Linked DNA regions of Homo sapiens: region 1 is linked to region 2. Evidence: read pairs that join two places in POLR2A ChIA-PET (ENCODE). Cell type or tissue: GM12878. All regions are shown on one strand. Links, peaks and the distances in the headings refer to the core of each region. The heading gives the core; the rest is flanking DNA. Region 1 overlaps NDE1 (nudE neurodevelopment protein 1). Region 2 overlaps MPV17L-BMERB1 (MPV17L-BMERB1 readthrough).

The links. ChIA-PET counts read pairs that join two places held together with the same protein. Peaks named below come from ENCODE experiments on the same cell type or tissue, not always from the same donor. Only the 100,000 strongest peaks of a DNase experiment are listed, where the experiment ranks them.
Region 1: POLR2A ChIA-PET joins it to region 2 with 8 read pairs; 6 of 35 experiments call an interaction of 5 or more read pairs at or near these places.

Annotation. Positions count from the first base shown.
Region 1 is chr16:15,656,539-15,660,927 of GRCh38, forward strand. All of the region lies in intron 1 of NDE1 (nudE neurodevelopment protein 1), which reads left to right. Among named protein-coding and RNA genes, the nearest start is that of NDE1, 8.5 kb to the left of the region's middle. In GM12878, for the core only: no CTCF peak of the experiment used is centred there; no DNase peak of the experiment used is centred there; H3K4me3 peaks cover 578 bases; H3K27ac peaks cover 404 bases.
Region 2 is chr16:15,491,255-15,495,643 of GRCh38, forward strand. All of the region lies in intron 1 of MPV17L-BMERB1 (MPV17L-BMERB1 readthrough), which reads left to right. The region is part of intron 1 of BMERB1 (bMERB domain containing 1); the gene reads left to right. Among named protein-coding and RNA genes, the nearest start is that of BMERB1, 59 kb to the left of the region's middle. RefSeq lists an enhancer at 2,288-3,487. In GM12878, for the core only: no CTCF peak of the experiment used is centred there; no DNase peak of the experiment used is centred there.

The DNA of each region.
Region 1 (4,389 bases), core at 225-4,224, 170 kb after region 2:
TATTACTCTTTTCTTTTTTTGAGATGGAGTCTTGCTCTGTCACCCAGGCTGGAGTGCAGTGGCAGGATCTCTGCTCACTGGAACCTCCACCTCCCGGGTTCAAGAGTTTCTTCTGTTTCAGCCTCCTGAGTAGATGGGATTACAGGCATGTGCCACCATGCCCAGCTAATTTTTGTATTTTTAGCAGAGATGGGGTTTTACCATGTTGGCCAGGCTGGTCTCGAACTCCTGGCTTCAAGTGATCTACCCGCTGTGGCCTCCCAAAGTATCAGGATTACAGGCATGAGCCACAGCACCCTGCCAGGCTTGGGTGTTCAAGGAAGAGAAAGAAGGCAGTGTGGCTGGGACATAAGTGAATGAGAGGTGGTAGGGTAAGAAATGTGTAGAAAACTATGCAGGGGCCTGATCACATTGGATCTTGCACATCTTTTTCCAAACCTCAGGAGGAGTCATTCTGCTTTTGTTGTTACTGGTTCCTCACTTCCGCACTTTATTGTATGCTGACAACCTTCCATACCATGGGACTGAGACTGCCCTCAATAGTATCACCAATGTCTTTTTTTGTTTTTTTTTTTTGAGGCAGAGTTTCACTCTTGTCGTCCAGGTTGGAGTGCAATGGCGTGATCTTGGCTCACTGCAACCTCCGCCTCCTGGGTTCAAGCGATTTTCCTGCCTCAGTCTTCCGAGTAGCTGGGGTTACAGGAGCCTGCCACCACACCTGGCTAATTTCTTGTATTTTTAGTGGAAATGGAGTTTCACCATGTTGGCCAGGCTGGTCTTGAACTCCTGACCTCAGGTGAACCACCCGCCTTGGCTTCCCAAAGTGTTGGGATTACAGGCATGAGCCAACGCACCCAGCCACCAATATCTTAATGGCCACACAGTGCTCATTGATAGATGCCTTGGCCCTGGGCTATTGTTGCTATAGAATTGGTTTGATGAGTACATATTACATGAGATCTGGGCTCATTAGAGCTTATGGCTTGAGCAGGGACTCCTTGGCCTAGGTTTATGCTGCTCCTGGCCTTGTTAATGACTGCTATTAACACTCTACCCCCTTTTTATTTTTTTGAGATGGGGTCTTGTTCTGTCGCCCAGGCTGGGAGGCTGGAATGCAGTGATCTTGGCTCACTGCAGCCTCCGCTTCTCAGGCTTAAGTGATTTTTCCTGCTTCATCCTTCTGAGTAGCTGGGACTACAGGCACGCACCGCCGTGCCCGTTTGATTTTTGTTTTTGTTTTTTTAGTAGACACGGGGTTTCACCATGTTGCCCAGGCTGGTCTCAAACTCCTGACCTCAAGTGATCTGTCTGCCTCGGCCTCACAAAGGGCTGGGATTACAGGCATGAGCCATTGCGCCAGGCACCACTCTACCCTTTTGACTTTGAGCAAGTAAGGTCGTTGATTCCATACATTCATTAAGATTCCTGCGTGGCAGAAATCTAACCCCAACTGGTATAACCAAGACAAGGAATTGATTATCTCATAACCTTAAATCAGGTGTGGCTGCATCTAGGTGTTCAAATGATATTGTCAGGACCCAGGCTCTCCATCCCTTGGCCCAGCTTTCCTCTGTTTTGGCTTCACTCTGAGGCAGGCTCTCCCTTGTGATAGCAAGATGACCACCGGCAGTTTCAGGCTTACCTCCGGCTTCAGGCTTACCTCCAGCTTCAGGCTTACCTTACCAACCCTAGTGGAAAGAGAGTTTCATTTTTGACAGCTATGCAAAAGGTCTGGACCTGGGCCCTCACTGGCTTAGTATGGGTTAGGCCCATCCTTAAGCCAATCATTGGCTCAGCATGGGTTAGATCCGTGACTGTCACTGGCTGAGCATGGGGGTTAGGCTCACCCTATCATTGGCTCTGCGTGAATTAGGCCCACCTCTGTCACTGGCTCATCGTGGGTTAGGCCCACCCATGAGCTGATCACTAAGGTCGTGAATAGGCATATGCCTCTTCCCAGGTGTGGAGGATGATGTCAGATCCCTCTGAACTCATGAAATGAGTAGGGTATTCTCCCAAGGGAATATTGTGCTGTCACAGAAGATGGAAAAATGAATGCATGTCTGGAAAAAACAAGCAAAACTACAAATCATTAGCTTTATATGACATTTATTTATTTTTTGTTTATATGTTTTTGAAATGGAGTCTTGCTCTGTTGCCCAGGCTGGAGTGCAGTGGTGTGATCGTGGTTCACTGCAACCTCTGGCTCCCGGGTTCAAGCGATTCTCATGCCTTAGCCTCCCGAGTAGTTGGGATCATAGGTGCCTGCCACCACACCCAGCTAATTTTTGTGCTTTTAGTGTAGACAGGATTTTACCATGTTGGCCAAGCTTGTCTTGAACTCTTGACCTCAAGTCATCTGCCTGCCTCAGCTTCCCAAAGTGTTGAGATTACAGGCATGAGCCACCACGTCTGGCCAGCTTTGTATGACATTTCGCCTTTCTGCCTTGATCAAACTTTCAGAGAATCTGCTTTCCAGAGGGATGAGTGGGTCGGGAAATAGCATGTTTTCTCTGAATGAGGGAAAGGATTGAAAAAGTAGGAGGGAGAAAGGATGTGAATATGAGTCCCAACAAATGCAGAGTTATCGGTAAGTTTTGTGCTTGAATCTAGGTACAATTGTGCATTTCCTGGTTCTGCATGAATTAGGCCCACCTCTGTCATTGGCTCAACATGGGTGAGGCTCACTAACTTCCACCAGAAGTTAGTGGTGGTGTCTGTGTTGACACTTACATGTTTAGCCTAATGATTTCATGTTTTAACCAAAACTATATAGCTTGTTGGTTATATCTTAGAAAGTGATGGTTTTTGCTCATTCTTTTGTCCCCAGGGATACACACCAGCCTCTAAGTTCTCTTGAGGGAAGGAAGGGACCTTGCACACAATCTTTTTTTTTTTTTTTTTTTTTTTTTTTTTGAGAGGAAGTCTCACTCTGTCACCCAGGCTGGAGTGCAGTGGTGCGATCTCGGCTCACTACAACCTCTGCCTTCTGGGTTCAAGTGATTCTCCCGCCTCAGCCTCCCGAGTAGTGGGGATTACAGGCGCACACCACCATGCCCGGCTAATTTTTATATTTTTAGTAGAGATGGGGTTTCAGTGTGTTGGCCAGGCTGGTTTCAGACTCCTGAGCTCAGGTGATTCACCTGCCCTGGCCTCCCAAAGTACTGGGATTACAGGTGTGAGCCACTGCGCCCGGCCTTGGACACAATCTTTTTTTTTTTTTTTTTTGAGACGGAGTCTCGCTCTGTCACTCAGGCTGGAGTGCAGTGGCACGATCTCAGCTCATTGCAACCTCCACCTCCTGGGTTCAAGCAATTCTCCTGCCTTAGCCGCCTGAGTAGCTGGGACTACAGGTACCTGCCACTGCGCCCGCCTAATTTTTGTATTTTTAGTAGAGATGGGGTTTCACCATATTGGCCAGGCTGGTCTCAAACTCCTGACCTTGTGATCTGCCCGCCTCGGCCTCCCAAAGTGCTGGGATTACAGATGCGAGCCACTGAGTCTGGCCTGGACACAATCTTACTTGGATTCCTCATGCCCTTTTGACAAGCTCAGAGCCTCAAATAAATTCAGAAAATAGGTGATTACATCAAACAGCCTCTATCAACAGGGAGTATACAAACCGTTAGCCCAACTGTTAATAGAAGTCTGCTTTCTTGCTGGGTGTGGTGGCTCACACCTAGAATCCTAGTGCTTTGGGAGTACAAGGCAGGAGGATCGCTTGAGCCCAGGAATTTGAGACCAGCCTAGGCAACATAGTAAGACCCCATCTCTTAAAAAAAAAATTAGCTTGGCGTAGTGGCCTATACCTGTAGTCCCAGCTAGTCAGGAGGCTGAGGCAGGAGGATCAGTGCCGCCTAGGAGTTCAAAGATGCAGTGAGCTATGATTGTGTCACTGCACTCCAGCTGGGTTGACAGATTGAGACCCTATCTCTTAAAAAAAAAATTGCTTCCCTCACCTCTGCTGTGAAACAGCTCAAAGTCCTGAGAGCCAAGGCCCCTACCGCCCACATCCTCTAGCTGTTGGCTAATTTATTTCATCGTCTTTTAGGTAATTCTCCAGAATTCCATCGCTTTCCTCTTTTTCACCTCCCAGTTACTCCTGCACTCAGTTCTTCGTCTTTCCTCCTCCACTGTGTAGAAACTGTTCTTGCTCACACCGCCAGTGACCGACTTTCGCTCAGCCTTGTGGATATTTTCCAGCCCTTATCTTCCCTGCTTCTCTGTTGCATCCTTGTGACACTGGAATGTTTCCCTTTTTTCCCTTGAAACCGCCCACTCCCAGGACAGCACAGTCTTCCTGATTCTCATCTCTCTCACTCTGTTTCTTCTCTGCCTCCTTCGGTTACCATTTCTTAAACTGCCCACCTTTCCAATATTGGCATTCTT
Region 2 (4,389 bases), core at 121-4,120:
CCTTTAACAATTCTTTGAGGCAGTAGCAGGTCTTCCTATTTCTATACTTGCTCCCTTAGTAGATCACACTCTCATGGGAAACACAGTGACTTTTTTTTTTCTTTCTTTCTTTTTTTCAGACAGAGTTTCCCTCTTGTTGCCCAGTCTGGAGTGCAATGGTGAGATCTTGGCTCACTGCCTCAGCCTCCCAAGTAGCTGGGATTACCTGCCACCACGCCCAGCCTGATTGTATTTTTTAAAATTAAAATTGAAATACCATCAATAGGTTGACCACTAGGACTAAAATCCAAACTTTTCAGTGTGGCCTATAGGCCGGGCATCATGGGGCCACTTCCTGTCTCTCCATCTTGGAACACCCCTTCCCTTCCTCATTTTGCTCCACCCACATCTGCCTTTTCTCTTTCTTTTAGAGACAGGATCTCACTGTGTTGTCACCTCTCACAGCTTCTGCACTCGTGGATCCTCTATCTGAAGCATTCTTCCCCCTCCGTCTTCCCAGGCCAGCTTCTGCTGGTCATTCAGTGTCAGCTCAAATGCCACTTTCTCATAGAGGTCTTCTGTGACCCCGCTATCTGGAGGAGTCCCCGGGATCAATCACTGTCTACCCCCGTAATGGCATTTTACTCTCTTCCTAGCCCTGTCCACCTAAATGATGTTGTTTGTTTATCTTTTGGCTTGCTGTCTGTCTTCATCAGGAGGATGGATGTTTCATTTCTGCATGCCTAGCTCCTAGAATATTGCCTGGTGTGTGGCGGGCATGTTGAATAAACAAAGAGCCCCCAAATGACATAGGAGGCCATGCCATGTGCCCCAGTCCCTGCAGAGGAGCGACCATCCACCAGCAGACCCTGTGTCTTTGAAAGGAATTCCAGAGAGAGTAAAAATCAGTGCCTATGAAAAGTATCCCAACTGGCTGCACCATTGCCTAGCTTTTGTGCTCAGTGTTTTTGGTTTTGTTTTTTCGACATCATTGGCTTTTAAAGCCAGGTCAACCTTTGGACTTGAACCCTCAGGTTTTGCATCTCCCGCTGCACTGCTGGGCAGTCGACCCTTCCCAAACCACCAGTTCTAGCTGAGACACACACGAGGTTCTGGATTTTTGCTCCACCAGCAGGTGATCCTCTTCATCTTCCATTGCAGGCATCTTTTTCTTTAATTATAAAAATAACACCATACTCCACTCTCAAGGAAGCACTCATAACTCCCTACCCTATAAGTGTGGGCTGTGTATAGTGACTTCCTTCCAAAGAGGAAGTGAAAGGAGAAACTTTACAATGGAGAAACCTGGCAGACACTCCCTCAGCCAGGGGCTCAAGGTCAGCATCAACAGTGCCAACTCATCTTGATGGGATGTACCACGGATGTGAAGTGATGAGAATGGTGGCCGGGCACCATGGCTCACACCTGTATTCCCAGCACTTTGGGAGGCTGAGGCGGGTGGATTACCTGAGGTCAGGGGTTTGAGACCAGCTTCACCAACATGGCGAAACCTTGTCTCTACTAAAAATACAAAAACTAGCCAGGCATGGTGGCACACACCTGTAGTCCCAGCTACTCGGGAGGCTAAGGCAGGAGAATCGCTTGAACCCAGGAGGCGGAGGTTGCAGTGAGCTGAGATCATGCCACTGCACTCCAGCCTGAGTGACAATATGAGATTCCATCTCAAAAAAAAAGAAAAAAAAGAAGAAAGTGATGAGAATGGTGACTTACCTCTGCAGTCTTCTCTCCAAACTCACAACTTGTCTCACCATCAGAAAAACTCAAAATTAAAGGGTATTCCACTACAAAATACCTGTGCAGTACCCCTTAAAACTGTCAAGGGCAGGCTGGGCTCATGCCTGTAATCCCAGCACTTTGGGAGGCTGAGGTGGGCAGATCACCTGAGTTCAGGAGTTCAAGACCAGCCTGACCAACATGGAGAAACCCCGTCTCCACTAAAAATACAAAATTAGCCAGGCGTGGTGGTGCATGCCTGTACTGCCCCCTACTCGGGAGGCTGAGGCAGGAGAATCGCTTGAACCCAGGAGGCGGAGGTTGCAGTGAGCTGAGATCATGCTACTGCACCTGAGAAACTGTCACAGTGTAGAAGAGTCTAAGAAGACACAAGGACTGAATGTCATGCACTGTCCTCGATGGGATCCTGGAATGGAAAAAGAACATTGGCGGAAAAACAAGGAAATCTGAACAGAGTATGCATTTTAATCTTTTTTTAAATCCCCTAAGGATTTCCAGTACTGATGCTTTGCCTTTGTGCTTGAGATCCCTGTTTAGAGCCACATCTCCCTTCTGGTGTGGATTTTCAGTCCGACATGAATGCTTCCAGATTTGCTTCCTTCCTTCTTCTGCCATGATCTGACTCTCCCTCTGACTTCACATTGAACTGGACCCGTTCACGCCTGCACACATCCTGTTTTTCCCCTGGCTGCTCTTCCCTGCGTCCCCCCTCCGCAGACCACCCTCATTCAGATGAGGATATATCCCACCCTATTTCTTGGGCTTACCTTTCTGAATGAAAATAATGTTCCTGGTGCAATTTATCTCTCCTGTCAAATTTCCAGCCTGCAGGGAATTAAATGAGGCACATGATTTTCAGGCTAAGCAGTTTTTAAAAACTGAAATATTACTTTAGACAGGCCCAATTTATTTTCCTCTGGATTCTCATCATTTTAACCCCGCCAAGCACATGGTTTTAAGCAGCTCCATCTGCTCCTCTAACCATCCTTGCGTGACCTGGGCCCTTGACTGACTTCTGAATTGGTTTGTAAATTGGAAGAATTAGGGAGTCGGTTAAGATGCATGAATCATAGCTCAGGATAGATTTATAATTGTCTGTTTTCATGAACTCATTCTGAGATTGCAGGGATGGGGGATATTTCAGAACAAATGGACCTTGAGTAACAGAATGAACCTACAGAAGTGCCGAAAAAGATTTGTTGTTTATGCAATTTTAACCGGGCAATTGTTGTTATTATAGGTTTATCAATTTCCACAATTTTAATTCCACAGCCCTAATGATTTGCTTTGAATTAGGAAGTATATACTTTATTCTCTCATATGGTCCCAAAGGGCCTTAGAAAGCAATCGGAGCCCTTCTGCTTGTCATTGGAAGAAATATGACAGCATGGTTTGGTGATTCATTGAAGGTCACTTTGAAGTGTTGGGGAGAGGACACTGAGTAATGTAAAATGACATTACAATTTGTTAAATAATTTGCCGGAACTCTTGTGTCATCTCTTTCAAAGTCTCACCCTGGAAATAACACACACGTAATTCAAATGCAATCTTTCTGGAAGTCCCACCTGGGAACTGCAGTCCCAATCTGTGGCAAAGTCTTGTGAATATCCTTAATGTGATAAAACTTTGCCTTAGACGGAGTTTGCTTTTTGGAATAACCAAAGTCATTCTGGGCCAAGGTGTTTGAATAAAGTGGTTGATCAAATGAAATTTAATGTAAAGTTATTTTAACTGCTTTTCTTGAGTAACGCATAAACTGATTTGAAAGCAACAAAGAATTTGTTTATTACTACCTCTCCTTATTCCAGAAAGGACTTAATGATCTTATTGGAGCCTTAAAAAAGTTTTAAAAGGCTCAAGAAATGTTGGTAAATTTCCTTTTTTTTATCTTTTTTTTTTTTTTTTTTTTTTTTGAGAAGGAGTCTTGCTCTGTTGCCCAGGCTGGAGTGCAGTGGCTCGATCTCAGCTCACTGCAATCTCTGCCTCCCGGGTTTAAGTGATTCTTGTGCCTCAGCCTCCAGAGTAGCTGGGATTACAGGCATGCGCCACCACCCCTGGCTAATTTTTGTATTTTTAGTAAAGGTGGGGTTTCACCACGTTGGCCAAGCTGGTCTCGAACTCCTGACCTCAAGTGATCCGCCTACCTCGGCCTTCCAAAGTGCTGGGATTACAGGTGTGAGCCATCACGCCCGGCCTAATTTACTTTTATTATTATTATTATTATTGTTGTTGTTTGAGACGGAGTTTCGCTCTGTTGCCTGTTGCCAGGCTGGAGTGCAGTGGCGTGATCTCCACCTCCTGGGTTCAAGCGATTCTCCTGCCTCAGCCTCCCAAGTAGCTGGGACTGTAGGCGTGCACCACCATGCCCAGCTAAGTTTTTTGTTTTTTGTTTTTTGAGACAGAGTCTCGCTCTGTCACCCAGGCTGGAGTGCAGTGGCATGATCTTGGCTCACTACAAGCTCCGCCTCCCGGGTTCACACCATTCTCCTGCCTCAGCCTCCCAAGTAGCTGGGACTACAGGCATCTGCCACCACGCCTGGCTAATTTTTTGTATTTTTTAGTAGAGGTGGGGTTTCACCATGTTAGCCAGGATGGTTTCAATCTCCTGACCTCGTGATCTGCCCACCTCGGCCTCCCGAAGTGCTGGGATTACAG